Linked DNA regions of Mus musculus: all the other regions are linked to region 2. The links are chromatin loops, found by intact Hi-C in ENCODE. Cell type or tissue: left cerebral cortex. All regions are shown on one strand. Each heading gives the region's core, and the rest is flanking DNA. Links, peaks and the distances in the headings are about the cores only.

What was found. Hi-C counts contacts between places; a loop is a spot of excess contacts. Peaks named below come from ENCODE experiments on the same cell type or tissue, not always from the same donor. Only the 100,000 strongest peaks of a DNase experiment are listed, where the experiment ranks them.
Region 1: it touches region 2 in a loop (2.3-fold over the local background); 2 of 42 quality-filtered maps call a loop at or near these places.
Region 3: it touches region 2 in a loop (2.4-fold over the local background); 6 of 42 quality-filtered maps call a loop at or near these places.

What each region holds. Positions count from the first base shown.
Region 1 is chr15:37,667,329-37,675,488 of GRCm38, forward strand. It overlaps a transcript of Ncald not described here. Among named protein-coding and RNA genes, the nearest start is that of Gm15942, 29 kb to the right of the region's middle. In left cerebral cortex, for the core only: a CTCF peak has its summit at 4,455; DNase peaks (open chromatin) are centred at 4,171, 4,379 and 5,436; H3K27ac peaks cover 2,421 bases.
Region 2 is chr15:37,902,977-37,911,136 of GRCm38, forward strand. It overlaps Gm35019 (a long non-coding RNA gene), which reads right to left and starts at 5,000. Exons shown (of 7, transcript XR_383951.4): 1 at 4,675-5,000. In left cerebral cortex, for the core only: a CTCF peak has its summit at 3,261 (motif pointing left); DNase peaks (open chromatin) are centred at 2,533, 3,223 and 3,664; H3K4me3 peaks cover 916 bases; H3K27ac peaks cover 798 bases.
Region 3 is chr15:37,714,468-37,722,627 of GRCm38, forward strand. It overlaps a transcript of Ncald not described here. Among named protein-coding and RNA genes, the nearest start is that of Gm15942, 18 kb to the left of the region's middle. In left cerebral cortex, for the core only: no CTCF peak of the experiment used is centred there; DNase peaks (open chromatin) are centred at 4,956 and 5,884; H3K27ac peaks cover 1,328 bases.

The DNA of each region.
Region 1 (8,160 bases), core at 3,451-5,950, 230 kb before region 2:
CTCCAGAGGAGAGGGAAAGCTTGTAGACACCTCCTGGTTGCCTTAACAACCTTCATCTATTCGCTTCTACCCATCTCCACCTCGGTAAACAACATTTTGTTCAATTTTCTCCAGGATGCTCTAATGTGTGCCTCCGTGCTCTGCTAGGTCCCTGACTGATAAGAGCTGAGCTTGGGAGAAGAGTGCAAATGGACCACTCAAAAGGAAGCAGAACTTGTTAAAAGTGAAGAAAATACATGCACCTAAGAAAGCTAAGAAGACAGAACAGTTACAGCCCAAGAGAGATCTAAGATAGAACAGAATGGGGCATTAGTAGGAGGACATCTAGGCATTCAGAGCAGCCTGAAGCGTAGTGCGTGTGTGTGTGTGTGTGTGTGTGTATAGTATATTTACATATTTAATACTTACAGTAATAATATGAAATATATATCTGCTTACTAGCTTTGATAACACATTGTGTTATTTGAGACATTAACATTAGGAGAAGCTAGAGAAAGGAAACTTAGGAATTCTTTGCACTTTCTCTGCAGCTTTGCTGTACATATAAAATTATTCCGAAACCAACTATTTTCCTTTACAATTATGTGTGTGCACATGTAGGCATGTGTCTGCACGTGGGTATGAACATGTGAGTTTAGGTGTGCAGAGGCCAGAAGGAGGAACCAATCCCCTGAAGCTGGAGTTACAGGCAGTTGTGAGCTGTCCAATGTGCTGGGAACTGAACTCAGGACCTCTGCAAGATCATAAGTTCTCTTAACTGCTGAGCCATCTCTCCAGATCTGCCCCCAGGAAAATCTTACTTAAGAAAAAATAAAATTTCAGCCCCTGAGTTAGAGCTTCAGTAGTTGATCCTTAATTGAAATTTTTGAAAAATATGGTCCTATAGAACTCAGAAAATATTATTTATTAATGCTAAATTATTACATAATTACTTGACTATTTAAAGAAGAACCCATTGAAACTACATCAAAGTTCATCATCTTCTTTTCCAATTAATTAGAATGATTCATTCGTTAGTCTCAGAATCAAATTTCTTAAAAGAAAGAAGAAGAAAAACCTTGAAAGGTGGAGACTAGTGTCAAATGTGACAAAGATGGTTGGCAGAGGTGGAGTGTGCAGAGGCAGGGGTGGAGTGTGCCGAGGCAGAGGTGGAGTGTGCAGAGACAGGTGTGGAGTGTGCAGAGGCTGAGGTAGAGTGTGCAGAGGCAGGGGTGGAGTGTGCAGAGGTAGGGGTGGAATGTGCAGAGGCAGGGGTAGAGTGTGCAAAAGCAGGGGTGGAGTGTGCAGAAGTAGGGGTGGAATGTGCAGAGGCAGGGGTAGAGTGTGCAAAAGCAGGGGTGGAGTGTGCAGAAGCAGAGGTGGAGTGTGGAGAGGCAGGAGTGGAGTGTGCAGAGGCAGGGGTGGAGTGTGCAGAGGCAGAGGTGGAGTGTGCAGAGGCAGAGGTGGAGTGTGCAGAGGCAGGGGTGGAGTGTGCAGAGGCAGGGATGGAGTGTGCGAGGCGGGGTTGGAGTGTGCAGCACTGGTATTACTTTTATTCTTTCTTTCTCTGTTTTTTCTTTCTTCCTTTCTGTTTTGAAGACAAGGTGTGGTGGTTTGAAAGGGAGTAGGTCCATAGGGTCATAGATTTTAAAACTTGGTTACCAAGAAGTGACATTGTTTGAAAGGATTAAGAGGTGTGGCTTTGTTGGAGAAGTGTGTCATTGGAGGTGGGCTTTGAGCTTTTAAAAAGCCTATTCCAAGCCCAGAGTCTCTTTCTTCCTGCTACCTGAAGATCCATATGTAGAGTTGTAAACTACTCCCATGTCATGTCTGACTGTATGCTACCATGTTTCCTGCTGTGATGACAATGGACTAAACCTCTGAAACTGTAAGTCTTCCGCAATGAAATGCTTTCCTTTATGACTTGCTATGGCCATGGTGTCTCTTCATAGCAATAGAACACTGACTAAGTCAAAGGGTCTCACAATACAGCTCTAGTTGGCTTGGAACTCACTATGTAACCAGGGCTACAACTCATAGAGATCTGTCTTCCCTTGATTCCTGAGAGCTGGCATACAGCGTCACCGTATCTGGTTCATTACTTAACAGAATTATCCTTTGAACAATGCTCTTACTGTATGCTGGGTGCTGTCCTAATTCAAAGGATGCAACAGGAAACAAAATGGCCTGGCTTGGGGGAGCTTAAAGCAAACTGAGCACTGGAGAGGAGACAAATAAGGGCAAGATTCTCAAGCGAGCTCTGGGTGCTCCCTACCCCACACCCACTATGATATGACAGCCTGAGACTGAATGTGGAAGAGCGGGCTGTTGTTCCAACTCTGCCTCCTAGTAAAAACTGACTTTAAAAGAGGCATTTCTGAGTTATGACTATATCACCGAAAATTGTGCTGCTCAGAGATATTTTGAATCAAAGGCACTATAAAGAAGATGCAGGACCACTCTGACTTTCAGTTGGCTTCCTTATAAAACAGAATTTGAATTTGCCCCCCCGCCCCCCCCCCCCCCGTAAGATATACCAGCAGGACAGTTAATCATTCATGTCTGCACAGTGGGGGACTCTTGGTGGGAGTGGGGAGAGGTGTCAGTACAAACAAACTTTCCCCCCAGATACAGACCTAGCCCAAGGCCTCTGCCTTGTCACACCCATAGCTTACTATCCTTTGTTAACTTACTGTCTGAGACTGACCTTTCCTGCCTCTTGGGGGGAGGGGGTCTTCATTTCCTGTGTCCTGTAAAACTTGCTTTAAAGCCAAGTGTTCACCTGACTGCTGACCATGTGTTTAGGTCTGTGTAATTCTCAGGGCCAGAGCAGAAGTGGAGACTCTAAAAGGGAAGGTGGGGGAGGGGCTGGTGGTGCACACCTGTAGCCCAGCACTTGAGAGGTAGAAGCAGGGAGCCCCGAAGTTCAGGGTCATCCTTGCCTACAGAGTGCTTTGGGCCAGCCTGGGCTACATGAGATAGAGTCTCAGAAAACAAACAAAGAAGGAGTGGAATGTGAGACATTTGCCTTTCCTATGTATTCCTTAATCCTTTCATCTGAAGAAGACAGGGCCTGAAAACAAACAAAAACCTCCCATCTCTGCCTCAAGGAGGTTATTGCCCCCCTTGTAGTTCAAATAACAGCGGTTTAAAAAGTGCTTGGCACAGCCAAGTGTTACATGAATGTCACACAATAGAAATCACTGGCTTAAACAGTCCCTGCCTCCTAACTCTAAGGCAAAAAGCTGGTGGTCCGGAGCCTTACCATGCAGCAGACGTTTCAAACAATGAGAATTTATAAAAACCCAAGCCTTTCAATAATTTAGCAAGACAGTAATGAAAATTAGATTAACATCAAAGAATTATTTCACTAAAAATAAAAACAGTACAATCTTGCTTCTGTGTGAGAATATGTTGTATGTTAGCGCAAGTAGTGAGGGCAGCACAGAAAAGCAAACAGCTTTGGAAAGGGCGTGCCGGAAGATGCAGAGATGAAGCTGGAGCTTCGACGCAGCCGGTACAGAAGGTAATCAGTTGAGATCTAACACACAGATGAGCACCAAAGTTAATAAAACGTCATTGTGTTGCAGATTCTCATTAAAGTCAATTTTTGATGCTCGTGTCAATAAAAAAATTATTGCATAATAGATTTGTTCATCTGCTTCACAATAGCAACCAGTTTATCATCTATGCCTTCATACTGTGGTTTAAACCTCAAGTATACATAATAATTTTTATCTTCAAGAAACAAAGAGCTCGGCCAGAAGGGAGCGGTTGGTTGCTCAGGAAGAGCACGGATCTGTCTTGCTCTCCTGGGTAGACTCGTTTAGCTCCTGAATAAACAGAGCGGCTCAGTTGCTTGAACCTCTCTCTGAAAACGTAAAGGATCTCCAAGCCAGGGTCATTAGCATTTCTATTTTATTCAGAAAGAAGCTTTCAGATTAGAGATGAAAGAAAAGCTGCTGCCAGTCAACGCCAAGGTGCACAAACCACTGAACAGTTTTCAGCGAAATAGGAAGGAAAATTATTCTAGAGAGGAGCCCTGTAAGTCAGTTTCAGTGCCTTGGATAAATACTGTTTTTATTCTTGTCAGCTGAGGTAGAGAATGCTCCTTCAAAGCAGTTTACCGGCTCTGTGTCTGGAGAAGTCGATGGGCTTCCAGAGACTGTCTTTGGATGCCATGGTAACTACATGATTCCGGTCAAGTCTGTCCTATCTAGGGGACAGTTTAAGGGATTTTAAAACATTACCTAACATGTCCCTGGCAGGAATAAACTGGACACATGACACACTGGACACAAGACACACTCGCTTCTAGGCCTTTGGGTTTCCAGCACCTGAGAGCTACAGTGAGATATGATACTATCTGAAAGGACACACAGCCTGTGCACAGCAATTATAAAACACACAGGCACTGGTGCTGGCAAGGTGCTCCAGGGTTAAGAGCACTTGCTCTTTAAGAGGAACCAAGTTGGATTCCCAGCAGCCACACGGTGGCTCACAACCATCTGTAACTCCAGTTCCAGGGGATCCTGTACCCTCTACTTATGCACTGCATAAGCATGATGCACATACATCCATGCAGTCAAAACACACACATACAATTTTTAAAAACCTTAGAAATACTTTAAAAGGATATATTGATCCTGAAGTGGTAGCTTAGTAGTTTTAACACATATTATTCTTCCAAAGGACCTGAGTTAGGTTCCCTACATCCATACTGGGCAATCTGTACTCTGGATCCAGAGGGATCCTCTCCTCTGGCTTCCACAGATACTGCATTCATGAGCACACACACAAGCACACAACAAGTAAATAAATAAATAAATAAATCTTTCAATTAAAAATATACAAGAATGTATATACAGCATGCCATCATAGATGTTGAACTTTTATATTCAAATTTTTAAATTAATTTTTTTCTCTAGGTTTTGCTTTGACTTTAGTTGTGAAGGTCTTTTGTGGATTGCCCTAAGGCACAGTGGCAGAACCAGGAAGGAGTTCAAACTGCTCACATGGACCTGCAGGTGCAAAATCCCTGGCTCCGCTTCAGTGCTGAGGCAAAAGCTTGGCAGGCATGGAGCTCCCCAGACCTCCCAGGGTGAAAGCACACCCCCTCCACACCCCCTCCACACCCCTCCCTTGAAAGCAATGAGGGAAACGTGTCACAGACAATACATACTTACTCTTCCGTGTAGTGAGTTACCACGGTAAGGTTACCTCACAAATCACACAGAGCCCAACATGCACCTGGACCAATGAACAGCTAAGCGGATTTTCACATATGTAAAGAATCTTGGTCATTGACATTGATTTCCACAAATCCTGTGAATGAGCCTAATTGCCCCAGCATTTGTGTGTCGTGTGCGGTAATCATGAGCGTCATCCTGAAGCAGGCTGCCTGGCCTTATGTTGTTTCTATGTTGAGGAAGCAAAGCCAGACTCGGGAGAGGGAAAGCCACGCCCTCAAATCTTACCCACTTACTCTGCTTATCAGCCTCATGGACTCTTCTTACCCCACCCCCATGTCTTTTAACCAAGTTCTCCTCTTTATGACCAACCCTCGCGTCACGCAGACACACAAAATTACTATCGCTCTCTCCTGCTCTGTATAATCCAAGAATATGATAGAATTTCTGTGGAGTTCTCAATGTCAAGCCCTCAGTCAATTCTGCACTCTTTGTTCTCTACTCCAATGTTTGAAAATTCCAGGAAAAAAACGTGCACCCTCACAGACACCTTGGCGGAAGCCATGAGAGACCACTTGCCAAGGTTAACTTGCCATTCAGTGTGACATTCCTGAGACTGGAGACTGTTTATATTGTTAACTGTAGGCTACCCCAGAAAGCTTAATCAACCTTTGCTGCAAGGAGTTAATTCCAGAAATAAGGGATGGGAAGGGTTAGTGCACACTTGACAATCTCATTTATGTGCAGTTTATGTGCAGATACACACATGAGCTGCACACACGCTAGTCTGAAATAAAGCATCCGAGTGAAGTAGCCCTAAATCTGATGTGTCCCCTTCATCAGCTGGTAAAAGGTACTCTGCTAAAATTTACTAGCCAGAATTATAAAACCCTGAAAACTTTGAGTCTCAAATGTTTTCTAATTTAAGACAAATTTTCCTCTCAGTTAAGTTGGTATCCATATTACAATAGACTGAAAGGGAAACCACCTCTAACGCTTCCCCAAGGAGGAACCAAGCATAGATAATGTCTACATTTCTCTCATGGAAGAAGAAAAGAGGATTCCCTTGCTAGATATAAAAGCAAGTACCAAAGGACCCTGCAGTCTATAATTTCCCAAAGAACAAAGTGAGCATTCCATCAGGCAATGGCCACTGTGAGGTGTGGCATTGTCGTGAACTGCTGCCTGCCTGGGTGCCCCAGCAACAAACCTCTCAGAGCTGGGCGCGGACCACTGTTCTGGCAGCAGATTATGGCACAGGCTGCCAACCTCATGCCAGCTTGGCAGGAACAAACCCAATGTCGCCTGAAACTGCTACAGATGTAATAATATCTGACAAGAGGCTGATTGGACAGTGCACCACGCTATTTCCTCTAATTAAGGAACTCTCAAGGAAAAAAAAAAAAAAACCAAAAAACCAAAATAGCCACAAAGCTCTGTCAGCAAAGCAATCAGCGGTGACAATTATCTGTCGACTTAAGCTCCAGGCTGAGCCTCTGTGAGGAGCTGGGCTAGCTGCTAGGAATTTATAAATCAGCATTGCAGCAGAAGTCAGGGATGACAAGGACAAAAGGCGGGGCGCAGAGCCTGCCGCTTCCCAGCAGCGGTGAGCATCTCCTCAGGTGAGGCGACGGCAGCATGCGGGCTGGAGGACCCGCTGCCCAGTGTAAGGGTATGTGAGTGTGAGTGAGTGTGTATGAGTGTGTACATGTGTGAGTAGGACCGTGTGAGAGTGTAAATGCATGTATATGAGTGTGTGTGTGTGTGTGTGTGTGTGTGTGTGTGTGTGTGTGTGTTAGACAGCTGTGCAGAAGAATCAAATGAAAAAAAAATTCTGCAGTAGCTTGAAGTCCACTGTTCATGGCCTGGGTGTTTTTTCATCCTGAATCAGTCTGTCTTTACCTGGGGCCATTCTACCCATTCTTTAACATCTTTAACATCTTTAACAAGCAGAGCATGCCCACTTCTTTATACAGGTACCATGTGACTGTTCCCCTATTGGCCTCCATAACAGATTATCATCTATACTAGGAGGACATGAGGAGCAGGAGTTGGGAAGCTTACATAAATCAAAAACTATGACCCAGTCATCATATACATAATTGTACATTATAATAAAATTATAGTTATCTGTACAGAGACAGGGAGACTTTATATACATTGATGCAGATGATATAAATATATAATGGCTATTATTAGGAGGTTCAGTACCATTTATTCCCAACATTAGTGCCTGTGTACAGAAGTAAAAATAAGTATGTCTTCTTGAAATCCTCTTCCCATTAATTGCATTATTTCAGTTCTCAAGGAAGCAAATTCTAGAATCATCCAGATTGCACAAGGATAAGTGCCTACAAGTCTGAGCATCCTTCCTTCTTTCAGTTTCTTGTCTCAGTCACATGTAGTTTTATTTTCCACGAAAGATTTCAGTAGTGAAGATGATAGAACGGTTGATCTAGCTGAACCTCCACACAACTAAAGCTCATTTTCCAATCTGACATTCCTCATTGTAAAGCTAGTACAGGAAAGACTATCAGAGTCAGTGTTTGGTGGCCCAGAAGAAGTTCTTCAACAGGCAAATGAGCTCCCCAGCTTCCTTTAGGAAGGCACCAAGTTCATCCATGAGGACTTCGCTGGGCTCCAGTCATTTCCCAGCACTCCTACCTCTGACCTTGTCCCTTCACAACTGGGTTTCAGCGCATGCATTTGGGGTAACAGAGATGCAGACCACAGCAGTAGGCTTATCCACAAACCCTTTCAAAGAGGAAGCACCTGAAATATTATTGTTAGAAGACAGAGCTGAGCTTTTGAGAGTTAGTTAGAGGGACAAAGCTCAAAGGATGATGGAAAATAAGAAGCTTTAAACATGAATACCAGGGATAATTGTTTAGTTAAAGTGAATAAGCTGACTGTGAGATGAATTTAAATGTCTTAATTCTGGGTCTTATACCCAGGGTATTCTCACTTAGAATTACCTTCACAATATTTTGAT
Region 2 (8,160 bases), core at 2,293-4,792:
AGAGAGAGAGAGAGAGAGAGAGAGAGAGATCCATTACAGATGTTTGTGTTACAAGCAATTGAAACAACCCACACAGTCTTACTCCTTCATCTTGCTCTGCCAGGTACTAAATTGGTCTGGAGAGAAGAATGCCCCTCCCTCAATGTGTTACCCTCTGTGCTTTGTGCCCCCATGTGGGCAAAGGGTTATGAGAAACACTCTTGAGTGCTACCTTCACCCTCTTCTTTGTCTGGGAGGGTTTGCACAATGGCCTCCATGATACATTCAGGATATCCATTCCATCCATCACCGGGCAAACCTGTCAGGCTTGTCTCCTCCCTCCCTCCAGATACATACTGCAGGCAAACCACCGCAGCTACTTTTCCCAATGACAGGCTGCACCAAAATCCTAATATGTGTGGGGTGAGATCTCCTGGTGCTAAGGCCTCTCCTTGGAGCAGCAATACACATGCTACTGAAGCCCCTTGCTGAGAGTAGTGGGAATTACGCATTATTGGGGTTTATGACTTATGCATTAGCCTTAAAAGGAACCGGTCATGATTACAGCAACAGAAGACATTAAGCCTGCACAGATAATTAATGTGAGACAAGCTTCACTTGCTCTGAATGCCATAGGCAGAATATTGCTTAAGAAAACATAAGGAAATACTCCCCAGGTGGCAAAAATTCTGTGCAATTTAAAATTTTTTTCAACCCTACTTTTGACAATGTTTTTTTCAATGTTTTAACCTCCTTTCTTGCCTACCACCCACCAGAGGTAGTGGAAAAGAAAGGTTAGTAGGCTATGAGAGAAGTGGACCTGTTTAGAAATACTTCTTTGGAGCAAATCTCATCTGCTTGTCAGGAAATCAACAGTTCAGTTCACAGATCAATAACAGCAGCTCCATCCACTCGCAAACACTTCATGGATATACCAGCAGGACAGTTCAGTAGTATCAGGACAGCACGACCTAGCAGGAACAGCCAGGCCTCTGCCGACAGCACAAGTCAGCAGGAGAGAGTAGGAACACCAGGGATGCCAGGAGAAACTCTCGGTGGTGCCTCTCTCAAGGAATCAGCGAAGACGTAAGACCAAGAAGCAGTGCACAGCTAGCTGTACAAGCAAGCCTCGCTCACAGTCTGTTGAGTCTATTTATACTCCCTCCAAACATTACATGTCCTCTACAGGTTTTGTCTCATCATGTGGGTCTGTCTTAGCAAAACTCCACATGATTCTATCTCAGCTGACGTCACTCTGCCAATTGGCCCAGTCCGTGAGAGCAACAGAAGCCACCAGCACACCACCAGAAGTTTTTTGGTGCATTTCTCTCTATGGGGTGACAACAAACTATGCAATGTAAGGCAGAACAATACACGCGTTCTTTCACATGCTTGCTTTAGCAGACCAGCCTTTCTCCTGTGTCTGCTTCAGCTAAATGTTCCTTTACATGTCTGCTTTAGCAAAACATCCTTTCATTTCAGGAAACACTCCTTCACATGTTTGCCCCAGCAAAGGACCATCCAGCACAACTGACTTTCCAAAGAACCCTTACATTTCCACTCCATTGCTGTGTTAGAAATACATGCTAAAAATGTGCATAGCCAGTCTGCAAAAATGGAAAAAAATGCATGAAGAATAAATAAATAAATAAATAAATAAATGCATGAAGAAATTGTTACCAGGAAGGTAGTGTACACCTGTAATATCAAGAAGTGGGATGCTGAGGTAAGAAGATTGCCACAAGTTCAAGACCAGCCTAGGCTATGAGACCCAATTTCCAAAAAGAGAAAGAGAAAGAAAGGAAAGAAAGAGGGAAGGAGGAAAGGAGGGAGAAAGAGAGGGAGAGGGAAAGGAGGTAGGGAGGGGGAGGAGAGAGAGAGAGAATGCTGGGGTAGGGGAAATGGCTCAGTGACTAAAAACGTTTGCTGTGAGGTGTAAGGACCTAAGTTCAAATTCCCAGAATCCACACAAAAGCCTCGAGCACTGTGCACCAGCATCTGTATTCCCAGTGCTTCAGTGGGAGGTGAGAGACAGAAGGCCAGCTAGCCTGGGGTACATAGGTGTGAGACTCAAGAAAGTAGAAAACAAGGACCAACAGCTGGGGTCCTCAGCCCTCCACAGGTACCCTGTGGGGTGAGGTGCCCACATTCACACATGAATGTGCATGTATACACACAAACAGAGACAGAGAGGAAAAAACAGAGAGACAGACAGAAAGAAAAGAAAAACAGAAAGGCGACATGTCATGTGCCCACAGATCGACTTAGCCCTAGCTAACCTATTGACAGTGTTTTCTAGACTAACAGGGATGTTCTAGCATGGAGTTGGAATTTCAATAATTTTGAGAAATAGCTTTGTTTACCTAGCACTGTGCCCTGAGTACTATTTTAAGTACCTTTAAGTACTTGTACCACACAAGAAACCCATACTGTTATTCTGCCCAGTGACAGGTCTTTAACTCAAGGCAGAAATAAGACAAGTAATGTGCCAAAGTCACACAGCCAGTAGGTGCAGAGCCAGAGCCGGAGCCAGAGCTTGGCTCTGCAGCCCTGCTCTTCCTTCCTCCCTCACAATGCGGGAGCACCCCACATTTTGTGGTATTTTCTGTGAGTGGAAAGTGAATGAATGACCTGAGTCAAAACAGAGTTATGTCTCAAAAGATCAAGCCGTATTTAATAATACCCCTCAGCTCCCGAGAAAGCTGCCTCCCACACCCAAACTACAAATCAGTACCCACCACCCATTGGCTTGACTTCACATTGGGATGAATGACCCTCGAGTTTACAGAGCCAAAGGGACTCAACAGCCCACCCCGCTGACAGCAGTTAGAACAGCCCCCTCTCGGTGGGATTCTCCAGAAGTACAGCCGGCTAGGGGCCGTCTTCATTCCTCATCTGCTCCCCTTCCGCCCAGCTGACTGTCCCAGTGACTCTGTGACTGCGCCAGGCCTCCTGACACCTCGCCGGGTTTCTTGGCTTCTTGACAGTTGTCCTGTAACCGCTTATGAAAATAGACTCGTTCTCTTTCAGTCTGAACCAAAAATCAGGCTTTCCCCCTCTGCCACTGTCTACTTGACTTTGGTCTCTGAGCTTCCAGCTGGTCAGGGATGTAATACCCCAGGGGCTTCTTCTGGAATTCTGTTCTGGAGGAGAGAGGCTAAGCCCACAGATCTTTGTGTCCAGGTGTCTTGTGAGAGCGGCTTCCTGAGTCCCTGCAGCGAAGGAGCCACCCTCCAAGCTGAGACACCGGTGGCTCAAGAGCGCCACCGTGTGGAAGCCAGGAACACAGCTCTAAGCAACACAATCCCATAGGTGCTGGTAGCAGGTCTTCCCACGTGAGCCCCAGGAAGTCCCAGGAAGCAGGTTGGAAAAACAGGTAACCATATCTCCCCTTTTTCCCCCGCTTTTCTCCCTCCCTCTTTTCGCCTCCAGGCCCTAGGGAAGGCAAGAGAACGCAGCAACCTCTGGTACCTAGCTTTCCTCCCTCCCCTTGCTGGTACATGGGGCTGGCAGCTCTGAGCGTAACTCATAGCTGGAAAGATGGTGAAACTAATCCTCCCTTTAGGAGAACTAGATAGAATTGACTCAGTAAATTCTCCATTAGCCACATAACAGTAAATTCCCACTGAGTGCAACAGCTCTGCTGGCCAGCAACTAGCAAGGGTGTTCTCACCTCTGCAAGCTTCCCCTGGCTTCTCCCCTGAAGCCTGGCAAGTCTCTGCACACTCATCTCTCACCAGCCCCTTCCAGGCGGGCAACCCTTGGAGGTGGCTACTCAGCAGTGTAGCGCCATCTTGCCTGGGGCTCTCTAAGGAAATTTTGTGGTCTTTGATGTCAATCTGCCCAGAATTCGGGCCTTATCACTTTAAGGTGCAATAGCTCCTGAAACTAACTTGAAAAAGAAGACAGTATTTTGTGCCCTTCACTTATTGTGTGTCGACCCTCCTAGGAAATTAGATCCTGATTTTTGTCTCCAGCGAGTGACCAGGTGTTTGTGAAGAGGAGGGGGAGGAGGAGGAGGAGGAGGAGGAGGAGGGGGGGGGGGGGATTTCCTGCTAGAGTTGTTAGCAAATTAAATGATGCTTGTGGATATCAGGTGAGTAATAATGATGACTGTCTGTTATTCTGACTGTCTGTTATTCTGACAGCACGCTTCACCATGCAACTCATTCTGTGCCTTGCTGTTCACCAGATAACTGTTACTGAGTGTCAGCAACTTGTCACCCAGGACAACACAAGGGTGTTTGTTGCTGCTGCTGTAGTTCTTTTGGTGCTAGACAAGCATTCAACCACTCAGGACAATACAAGTATAAAGACCATAGGTCCTGACCCTAAACTGGACCAGTCCCCAAATCACTGCAACATGTGGCAAAATAATTATAGGTGTAAGGAGTAATAAGCACAGAGAGTCACCATTAAAGAAGGCAGGGGCCACATAAAATCCAAAAAATCTTATTCTACTGTGACCCACTGGCTATTCTGAGTCCTCAAAGATGAGATGATGAATTTTAGTATGCACATAAAATATGCTTGGAATAGAGATTTTATGAGTCTGTTCTTTCAGAGATGGGAAGGCTAATTCTATCTGTATCTCAGATAACTATGCAAAGAACACTGTGAGCCTTCTGAGATTTTAGGATTCAACCAGGTATGATGGTTGGTTAGTGTTATCAACTTGATAGAATCTAGACTCACCTGGGAGGTGGGCCTCTGGTCATGCCTTCGATGGCTTATCTTGATTACATATATAATCAAGATAAGATATATCTTGACTGAGGTGGAAGGATCTGCCTCCATGGGTGACACCATTGCCTAGGCAGGGGATCCTGGATTGTGTAAGTGTGGAGAGAGCATTGAGGTTAGCATGCATGTGTGAATTGCTTTCTTCTGACTGCAGTTGTAACTAACAAGCTGCTTCAAGCTCTTGCTGCTCTGAGTCCCCTGCCATGATGGCTGTAACCTGGACTTTGAGCCAGAACAAACCCTTTCTCCCTTATGGTGCCCTTGTCAGGGATATCACAGCAGTGGAAAAGAAACCAACACAACAAGAAAGATAAGCCAACAGATGGTAAGAATGAGGCTGTCCCTCCTCCCTCCTTCCCTATCTCTTCCCTTCCTCCCTTCCTCCCTCCCTCTCTCATCCCTCCCTCCCTATCTCTTTCTTCCCTCCCTCCCTCTCTCCTCCCTCCCTCCCTTTCTCATCCCTCTCTCCCTCTCTCATCCTTCCCTCCCTCTCTTCTTCCTCCCTTCCTCCTTCCTCTGTCCTTCCCTTTGGTTGTTGATGGTTGTGGTAGTCATCCTTGGTTGGTTGCTTTTTGTTTGTTTGGCTTGGTTTACATTTTTAAAACAATGGTCTTATTCCGTAGCCCAGTCTGATCTTGAATTCACAGTTCTCCTACCCCAGCCTCCTGAGTGCCGGGGATATAGGCACACAGCATTCCACCTGGCTTTTGGTTTGGGTTAGTGTTTTTTTTTTTTGTTTTGTTTTGTTTTGTTTTGTTTTGTTTTGTTTTGTTTGTGTGACTACATAGCCCAGGCCAGTCATTAACTCTCCTGCTGAGACTCTGGACATGCCATACCATGTTTTACTTGTACCTAATACTTTGAAATGAAATGACTTTTTACTTAAATCTTTTCCAAGAAGATTCATCCCCCAGATATGATTAGCAAACAAGTATCAGTTACCCTCACAGGTGAGGCATCCACATACACTACACCTGCTGCAGCCCCATCCCAGCAGACAAACCCACTCTATGACCGATGCTTGATGCTCGGCAAACTGTGGAGCAGCCCCAGGAGAGACGGGCTAGACTCTAAGGTAACACCCACCAGTGGAGTGCTGTGAGTGTGCACAGCTGTGGAGCAGCCCCTGGAGACACAGCTGAGGCTCTAAGGTGACACCTACCAGTGGGGTGCTGTGAGTGTGCACAGGTCAAATGGCACAGGTCAAAGGATCTTTTGGAGTACCACTAGCAGTAGGACAGAAATATGGATACCCTCAGTAATTAGATGAAGAGATTTTGCCATGCCAACTTGGCTGGAATCTTGTTGCAAATATGTGCTAGCATTATGGCCCTGGATAAGGAACTTGACTTCTCTGTGTCTCAGATCTCTTAACAATAATATTGTCACACTGATCAGTGAGCCAACGAAGTGATTTCAATAACATGAGTGCAGAAATCACCCCAGGAATGCCTAAGTTTTCATAAATGTTGATTTTAGTGAAAAATAAAATTCAAGATACATGAAGCATACATGCTTATTCACAGAACTATCATTCTTGATGAGGGACCATTGAGAGCCTGGCTAATGCCTCCACCAGTACTCAGACAACTTGAGTACAAGCAGCTGGAGACTCCTTCAATTACTATTTGTTCCTATGATGTTCAAACTCACAATTTGGGGAAGTGAACAGAAACATAGGGTGTGGTTGTGAGAGCCCATCCATCAGAACACAGAAACAGCAGGTGCACCACACGTGCTTTGGTGAGACCAAGTCTCATGAGAGGCCTTGGGGATAGAACAGCTGCTTCTCTGTCACAGTGTACTAGCTCTTCACTGCCACCTCAGGGCTGCCATTTTAACAAGTCACCTCACCATCGTCCCCACAGTATTTCTCCATGCCCCATTCTCGATTCAGCTTTAGCTGTCTAGTCCTAAACTAGTGAATATCTCCTCGTCTATTTCTTTCTCCTCTTCTCTTCTATCCAAAGCAAGGCATTGCTCTGCAAAGTTCACCTCATGCAGCCTTCCTCCCCAAAGACTCTTCACAAGGAGCCTATGACAGGAGGTAGGACGGAGGCTCTCCTCCATCTTTATCGTCACCTCCTAACCATGAGCATCCTATTCTTTTATAGCAACCTTGCTCTTCTGAGATGAAGACCTCAGTTGCTCTCTCTTTACCTGGTCCTCCTTCAGTAACTTTCTTCCACTGAAGAGCCCCTTGGCTTTCAGAATCCAACTAAAGTACAAACCCTGGACCCTCTTGATCTTGACGTTCTTGGACTTCTCTCATCATGCCTCAGGCTTGTTATACTCCGGATCTGTTCCACGCCCTAAATTAGTAATGGTAGGATCCTACTGTGGTCAGTCTGCCCCTCTCAGAGAGCTTAGTCAACTGTGCATTGCCTCAGTCCTCAGATCTAGTCCTCTCACTGGTGTACATCCAACTGCATTCTTCTCTTTCCTCTATGCATCAAACTGAGTTTGCATATCTAGCGTGTTACAAAAAGCAGCATCCTATCAAGACCCTGAATCTGCTCATCCTCTGCATTGTACTGCATAGAAAGAGCCAAACAAATCCTTAACCCTGTTATAATGAAACAATCCTGTGTTGCATTAAATAACAATAAATCCTGGCAGCAGGTTCACTACCCACTTCAATAGTGCATGTTCCTGAAAGAAAGGCACACACACACACAAGCACACACACAGCCTTTATATTTTAATATGCCTTAGGCAGCACAATAGTTGGACCACTGCCTAATCTCCACTACTAATAATTTTGACTTACTACTTACTAAGCTCTACACTCTATCTTGGCTGCTCTGGACCCAGAGGGTGGCCCAACGGGGTGGAGCTCTGCTCCATGCTCTCCCAGCTCCTGCACATGGTGGCCACGCCTCTCTGTCCTGCACTCTTCTCAGGCATGACATCTCTCTCCTCCACACTCTCCCAGCATGGCATTTCTCCCTTCCTACCTCCTCTTTCTTCCCAGTCCCAAATCCTGGGATCCTAAAGTCCCACCCCTGTCTGCCCTGCCCAGCTATTATTTGTTGACATCTTTATTTACCAATCAGAACCAAATCAGGGCAAGTTCCCAGAAGCTACGTGCAGGCTCTCTTGTATAGCTTTTGGGGGAACATGATTAACGCTCATAATACAAAGAACCCCAATCCTGTGTTCCTGTATTTGTGCCCAGCAGCCAAATACTAATAGATGAAGACAAAGCAGGCCCGTTTGTCCTCCCTCCTCCCCAAGTGTGTGCCCCTCACACCTTCCCCCTTTCTGTCTGTACCCCAATTCACTAAGGATACCACCTTATTATCAGTTTTATAGACAAACCGATTCAACAGAGGAAATGCTCAGTGTATCCCTTTGCAGTGATAGCAGCATAGACTTCCTCCCAAATGGACATCCCTAGAAGGAGACAGGAAGAAAGGAGCAAACAATGAAGTTATC
Region 3 (8,160 bases), core at 3,451-5,950, 190 kb before region 2:
GTCTCCAGCCCAAGCTCTTTAGGCTCAGGAAAAATGCCCTGAGCTATGCCTCTTCTTGTCTCCTGTCTCTTCTCCCCTCCCCTCCTCTTCCCCCCTCTCCACTCCACTCTCCTCCTCTCCCCTTCTTAATAATGGTCTCAGTCTCACTTAGGGTCTGTTCCTCTGTCCTGCTCTGTAACTACTAGGGCTTGAAGACTTTGGAGACAGGAGGCTGACGCTGTACACCGGCCATGTTCAGGAGCACAAAGGTTCTTCCACCAGCTTGTGTTTGCAGGTCCCTTTCTGCACCTGATGGGATGGGCACAGCTCAGTGAGATGAGTGTGGTTCCCATGGAGCAACACTTGGTGTGGCTTCTTCAACAGTAAAGCAGGACTTACACTGTTGGCTACTCATGATTGGAAACACCACCCCAAGCGACTAATCTTCATAGGGAACATTGGGACATTAAAGGGTAGACTCTGGGTTTGCACACTGCCTGCCTCCAATCTGTCCTCTTTCTCAGCTGCAGGACATTCCCTGGCCACTCTTGGGTGACAGTTCATGGGTAAGTATGTGCCTGTGCACTTCACTTCTACAGTAGCCCATGTTGCTATGATATGGAGCAAGACTATATCTTATCTTAGTTTTCTGTTTTAAGAGTCTGTTCTTCCAGATGGCCAGATGTCTATGCCCCCCCCCCCCGTTCATTTGACAAATGTAGTAAGAATTCCCTGGAAACTGGGAATAAAATGGGGAGAATAAACAGACAAGACTTTATCCCTGGACAGCCAATGGAGGATAGAGGCATCCATCAAGTGAATACAAAATTGCAGCTGTGAGCAGCTACATAGGCGCCCTGGGAAGCACTCGCCCTCAAGAAGAATGGCAATGGAGCAAACCCTTCCAGAGGTGGCCTCTCAGAATGAGGCTTCAGTGAGCAGCCACAGCTATCCAGGGTCCCCTAGAAGAGAATCACCCACAAAATGGTTCTCAGGGGCAAAGGAGATGCTCACCATCTTCACAGTGGGGACACAGTAGCACAGGGCGATGGGCTGAGGGAGAAGCTTTACACAAAGGAGAAGCTCACCATCTTCACAGTGGGGACACAGAAGCACAGGAAGATGTGGCTGAGGGAGAAGCTTTACACAAAGTCTTGCTCAGAGTTAGCCCTCCCTACCTATTAACTGTAACTAAGCAACTGTTGACAGAGCGAGCAGTAATCTGCTGCAAGTAGGAGGAGAGAAAGAAAGGACTCTCCGTGCCAGCTCTAGAGCCCTGAGTCTCAGAGGACAGAAGAGTCCCCCTCTCCAAAGCCTGGAGAAAGGGACCTGCAAACACAAGCTGGTGGAAGAACCTTTGAAGCTAGTACGTGTCCCTGGGCACCAACTTCTCCTTCCAAAGCAAACACAGCAAAGACAGAATTGGTGTAATATAGCTGCCATCCCAGCATTTGGAACGTGGAGGTAGAGGGGAGCTGCACAGTGAGTTCAAGGCCAGCCTGGGCTACAAGAGACCCTGTCTCAAAATGAAGAACATAATAATCTTTGTACCATCATGGTGTGTGACACGTGGCCAATCTAGGCTCTAACGACTGTCTGCATTCTGTTGTGCTAACTCCAGGCGCCATTTTTAAAAGAAAAAAACAAAATATGAATCCTATGGTGCTCTGAGCAGAGCTCTACAGAGCTTTATGGCCATTTTGTTAATTTTACCTAAACCACAGAAAACAGAAGGGAGATGTTAGCTTCAGGAGTTTCAATTTTTATGTTTTTTTCCTTTAAAACTTAACATCCCACAGTCACAGATGTATAAAAATGTCTATGTTGTCAATTACCTCCAAGGATCTTCAGTAGGTTATGACCACTGGACTGCCGCTTGCCAGCTGAGCAAAAGGAAAGGGGATATCTCAGAGTTAAGGGGTCATAGAGCTAAGGGCAGCGGTGCAACTCCAGCTCTGGGGGCACAGAAGTTGAGGCTAGCTGGAGCTATAAAGAGAATCGTGTTTCCAAAACATCAAGGCCTTGAATAAGTGTTCTGCTGGCTCAGAGGTGTGTGCTGTGTGAGGCTCAGTGGTGTGTGCTGTATGAGGCTCAGTGGTGTGTGCTGTGTGAGGCTCAGTGGTGTGTGCTGTGTGTGAGGTTCCAGGCCAGCTCAGTGGTGTGTGCAGTGTGTAAGACTCCAGGCTAGCTCAGTGGTGTATGCTGTGTGTGCTTAGTGGTGTGTTCTGTGTGTGAGGCTCCAGGTTCAGCATCAACTATAGCAAAGGGTTGAATGAATTGATAAGAATTAAGCAATTTGTCAGTGGAGGACACAAAGATCTGGCAGGATATGACAGAAGGGAACAAAAAACCCAACTGCCAATCAAGTCTTGAGTAAGACGTTTAATTGTTTTTGTGGTGGTCTGTTTTTGTTGTTTTGTTTTGTTTATGTGGAAAAACTATCAGGTGTGCGATATTATCCCTTACCGTACGCCCCCCCCCCAACTCCATTTGGAAAAGCTCAATGAATTTCATGGAGGATATGCAAGGAAAATGCAAAATTCAGCTTTACGGTTGACACAAAGAAGGACAAGGTTCTGCGTTGGGAAGAGGAGACACATGAGTGGGCCTTAGCAGAACAGGCAGAGAGTAGCTGTTGACTGACAGGCAGTGCTGACCAAACTTGCCCCTGCCTCCCCTCTACAGACCCTTCCAGGCCCTTCTCTCTGTCTTAGGCAGGACGAGTCTGACAGTGGCCTCTCAGCAGTGGCATGGAGCCTCACCTCTAAAGACTCCTTCAGACTATCATTATCAGTGATAAAGCCAATGTACAGAGCATGTCCACCTCATCTGTCTGGCTCCTGCATCTTTTCCTTAATTGTTTCCAGACTGAAGCAGGAAAGGAGAGTTATTTATAGACTCTCTCAGCTTGGGTCTTCAACATCTGTGAGTCCACCGAGGGAACTCTGTGGGAACACACAGTGAATGGCTGTGCGCACACTGTCTGCCGGGCGCTTGACAATAGTTTGCCGGTTTCCTGCTAGAAACACACACCACCCACATTCTCAAACTCCAGCCTTTATTTTTAAAAGTGTGTTTGATTTTTCCATTTCTACATGTTAGGATTACTTAATATATTTTATGTTAGTTTTTATCCTGTGCGAGTGTGGAGAGGGTATGCCCTCCAGGGCACATACATGTAGAGTTCAGAAGACAATTTTGTGGAGTCAATTCTCTCCCATGTGGGTCCTTGTGATTAACCTAGGGTCATTGGTCTTGGCCACAAATCTCTTTACCTGCTGAGCCATCTTGCTAGCCCAACATGATAGAATTTAAATGTAAGTCAGTGTGCATCCAAAATTTATGGGGTTTTTCCCCCCTCAGCATCACCAAAACCTTTCTAGGATCCTGACTCGCTATCCTTGGCTTTGATTTCTGTGAAGTCCTGTGGTTCTATACCACTCCTTCTGTCTGTCACTGTCTCTCTTTCCCTCCCTCCCTTCCTCTCTCCCTCCTTCCTTCTCTGTTTCTCTGTCTCTGTCTCTCTCTTTCTCTCTCTCAGATTCCCCTAACATTCAATACCTGACATTCCCTCTCTACCATTCCCCCTCAGCAGGAATCATAAAGGGGAAGTTTTTAAAGACTGATGACCTACTTACATGCAGGACAGTTTGGTCGTGTGAAGCCCTTGAACACTAAGCCCTTGAAGCTGATCTTTTACTACAATAAAGCACTCACTGAAGAACAGATGGTATAGGTTATGACCAACTGGGAGTTCATCATTGTGCATAAGTATTCAGCAAATATTCATTGATCCTTTCAAAATGCATGCCAGGTTCTAAGTAAGATGGCCCAGTTGAACAACTTCAATGTTAGGGTCTCTATTGCAGGTGATGGTCTCTCCTCCCATGAAGGAGAGCAGATAAAAGGATTAGGCCACAGACAAAATGATTCAATGACAAGTGAGGTGAGCAAGACGCAGTCCCACACAACAGAGGCTCCTGCTTAGCCTGGATGTACTGACACCCAGGTCATGTGATTATAATATATTTGCTTTGTAATTTTTAAAAAGATGTATTATTTATTATAAGATTAGTATTTATTCATATTTATTCTTTTAAAGATTATTTATGTATATGTGTGTGCATGTGCATGTGTGTATATGCATGTGAATATGCATACATGAGTGGGGGGGTTGTGCATGTACATGTATGTGCATGTGTTTAGGGAAGCCCCTGGACACCAGGAGAAGAAGCTGAATCACTGGAGGTGGAATTGCAGGCAGTTGTGAGCTCCCTGATGTGGCTGCTGGGAGCCAAGCTCAGGTCCTCTGGAAGAGCAGCCGATGCGTTAACCACTGATCCATCCCTCCAATCCCAAAAGTGTCCTTTCTTGTTTCATCTGGTTTGTTGTTATTGTTGTTGTGGTTTTTAAAAACATAAGAATTCAATGGCCCACACGGCTACATACACACTCTGTCCCTAAACAGAATGCCCTCATTCCCTCCAGCCATAACATATCTGCCCTGCGTTCTCCACCTGCTCAGACACCCATGATGCCCTTATGGTGGGCAGAATAACGGCCTCAAAGATGTTCTTGTTTCTCTCCTCAGAAAACTGAATTGTTATACCACCAGGAAAGGGGCATGATTAAGGTTAACAACTTCATATGTTTCATGAGTCTAGAAATGCAGGCAAGCGGTGATGTGAAGATTCTGTCTTTGAAATGCGGGCACCCCTCTTAGCTAGCAAAGGTATACGAATACATAATTCCTTAGATCGTTTCAGAAAGGCATGAATGAACCCTGCCAATACCTTGATTTTAGCCCAGTGAGACCCATGGCAGCCTTCAGATCTACAGAATAATAAGTCAGTTTCTTGTATTTCAGATATCAAGTCTGTGGTAATTTCTCAGGACAAACACAGTCCTGTTTGTATTTCTTCCACTTGGAGTGTTCTTCCTCACCATGACTAACTGTAAATGCTCCCCCGCCCACATGTTCCTTGGCTACAGTCACTCCATGAACGCTTAGCTGAAGCTGTGTTCCAGTCAGGTTACATAGTCACTCTAAAACATGTGCTTCCAGGTCTCTGTGCAGCTACCTTAAGTGGGCATAGTGACAGTTGTAAACAGACCCCACCATCTTCCCATAATACCCTATCCTTGGCAGCCAAGACCATACCTTTTCCCTTAGTTCATGTTTTATCACATATCAGACATTCCATGGTCATGAAAGTGAATGCATGAGTGCATGTTTAACTACAACAACTACAACTATCAAAACCCCATACCCACTAACTGTTAGGCAGAAGGGGAAAGCCCTTTTCTCCATGACAAGACCTGGGTGACCTTCCACCCTCAGATTGGGTGACATATTTGTCATCCCTTGAGCATTCTAGCTATTTATAGTGCTGTGGTCCTCCAACTTTGTGCATGGGGCTTGTTTGGACGGCCTAGCCCCGAGGATCCCAGGGGAGGCAGGTGTGCGATGGATAAGCAAACGTGGTCCTAAGAAGCCTGACAGCCACTGTTGTAGGCCTGGCTTATGTGCTCTCAGGTTCTGACCACCTCTGGCTTCTCTGGAAGACTATGCAGACTTCACTTCCAAGCCCAGGTACTGGCCAGCATCACCCCAGCCCACTGTGAATGAGGGAAAAACAACCCCTTCCTCTCTTCCCTAAGCACAGAGCCTTTCTAATAGAGCTCAGCACCTCCTCAGCTGCCCCAGTGCACGGTCCTTTTCCCAGGAATTGTTGCAACACCTCTCTCTCCCTTGTCTGAACCCCAGAGCTTGGTGATAAGACAGAGCAGCAGCAGCAGCAGCTGGGCCTGAGAAGCACTAGGCTGCCAGACAAGTGTGGAAAACCCAGCAGCCTTGAGAGCATGTCTTTGGGTTCACATTACAGCTGACTGAATTGTTTCCAAAATCTGTTTCAGGCCTTGGCTGCATCATCCCATCTGGAAGCAAATCAGCACTGATTGGCCTCATTTCCACCCTTCACATTAGGGCACTTGTGGTAGAAAGAAGCTCCGTTGTGCCTTTCCATGGATGAGAGACACACTGTTCACCTCCTGTCACCTCTGCCATGCTCACATCCCCCCTATTTTTCCATATCCCTAGTCTTGCAAACCTGGTACGATCCAAAAATTCTACCTAAACCATCCCGAGACACACAGTCCCTCTCTCTGAGATGGAAGGTGGGTGAGACACAGAGGCCCTGAGGAAACGGACTCTCATGTGAATGATAATAGTAGGTCAGATCTGCAGAGTGGACAAGGGGTTCATGACAGGGTCCTCACTGGGAGACACAAACACCCCTGCCATCGTCCCTCCCAGGAGGACAGAGAGCCACAGGCCCAGGTGTACAGACTCTCCACCAGTCTGAGGCCACCCACACTGTGGCCTACACACACAGAAAGCTGGTCATACAGGCAAGAAAGTTCCACTGCCTGTCAAAGTGTCATCTACTGTGTTTGCAGTTGCCTCTTGCCAGTGACTACCCTCCCAACACCAGCAGAGAGACACTGGCATCTCCCTTTCCAGTGAAATCCAAAATGGGACTTGCAACATTATGGCTGCTGAGAGCTGGGCATGTCAGCTATGTCACGGCTCCTTGGAAAACGAGAAATAGGAAGTGTTGGTCCAGGTCTCCAGTTGTTCTGACTTTATGAAACTGAACTTTTGCAGTCATTTGAATAATAATTTTAAATGTATTCAACACTTCATTCAAATTCTCTTCCCAGGACTGTTTTCATTCCACATCAGCTGCTGCAGACCTCCGTAGTCGGCAGAATTTCCAGGCATGCATAAACATAAGCAGATACACAGCCACTTACCCAAGAGAAGTTTCACGTACACAGGGAAGTTATTTTTAACTACGGAACCCAGTCAAAACTTTGTATGAAGCAAAATCAGCCAAGAATGAAATTGGTAGACCAAATGATATTTTCATTTTATCTTCTATTTTTACATTCCTCCTAGACATTTCTATCCACGAGTCAAAAGGAACAAAAGGCTGACTGACGATGGTCTCAGTGGCGATGGGAAAAACATAGCCCTGTTATTTTCTGACTCTTCTGCTCAGTGTAAACCTACATATAAGTAGGCTCACATCTCCCTGGTAACATTGCTGCTCTTCAAACGTGTCAGAGTGGAAGTGATTTGTGAAAAGAGAAAAATTAGCTGGGCATGGTGGTTCACACCCAGTGCTTGAGAGGCAGGGGAATTTCTGTGAGTTCACGGACAGCCTAGTTTACAAAGCAAGTTCCAGGACAGCCAGGACTGGTACACATAGAAATCCTGTCTCAAAAAAAAATCAATAAAAGAAAAGAGGGGGAGGGATGGATTTCTATAATGAACGGATATAATGAAACAAAAATTATTGACCTTCTGAGACTTCATCTGTCTTTTTCCCTGATGTGGTCCTAATGACTATGGCTATGATTGCCCCATCAGTGTACTCAGTGAAGCCCATTGTTTATAGACTAGGGATCTAGCTTAGTGGTGGAACACTTAGCTTCCTGGTATGAGCCCCTGGCAGGTCCTAGTGTTTGGGGAGGCTATGAGACCTTTAGGGGATGGGATCTGGCTGATTGAGGTAGGTTGACAAGGGTGGACCTTGGAGTGCTACAGACCAGCTCTATTTCTAGTCTCATCTCTACTTCTGAGTCCATGAAGATGGGAAGAGCACCCACTGTAGCTGCCCATCACCCAGGGACCAAGACCCACCAAGCCTTTCAGACCTTGGTGGGTTGATGACCCCCTGAAACCATGAGCCAAACCATATTCTTCTTCCCTGAAGTTGCTTCTACCACACATTTTGGCTGTAGCAACTAGAACAGTAACTAGATGCACACACCAGGGTGCGTAGCTACCTGACCAGTGTCCTAGACTGTATAGCTCAGCTCTCGACCAACAATGCTTCGCAGTAAACAAACACAGGCATCCTCTTCTGACCACCCACTGTTGGTTGGCCAGAGTTTAGCTAGTCTTGACTGGGATCAGCTGGATGCAGGTAGCTTCCCGTTATCTATAGTGCTAGAAGCAGCATATTTCTTCACAGAAAAGGAGTACTTGGTGAGAAGCCACAAGCTCCTCTCAAGCCTACTTCCATGTCTCATAATACCCTACCGGCCACAGCAAGTCCTATGGCTGGCTCAGTAGGCCAGAGCTGGAAAAGGCGACTCTTCTGTGAAGAGGTG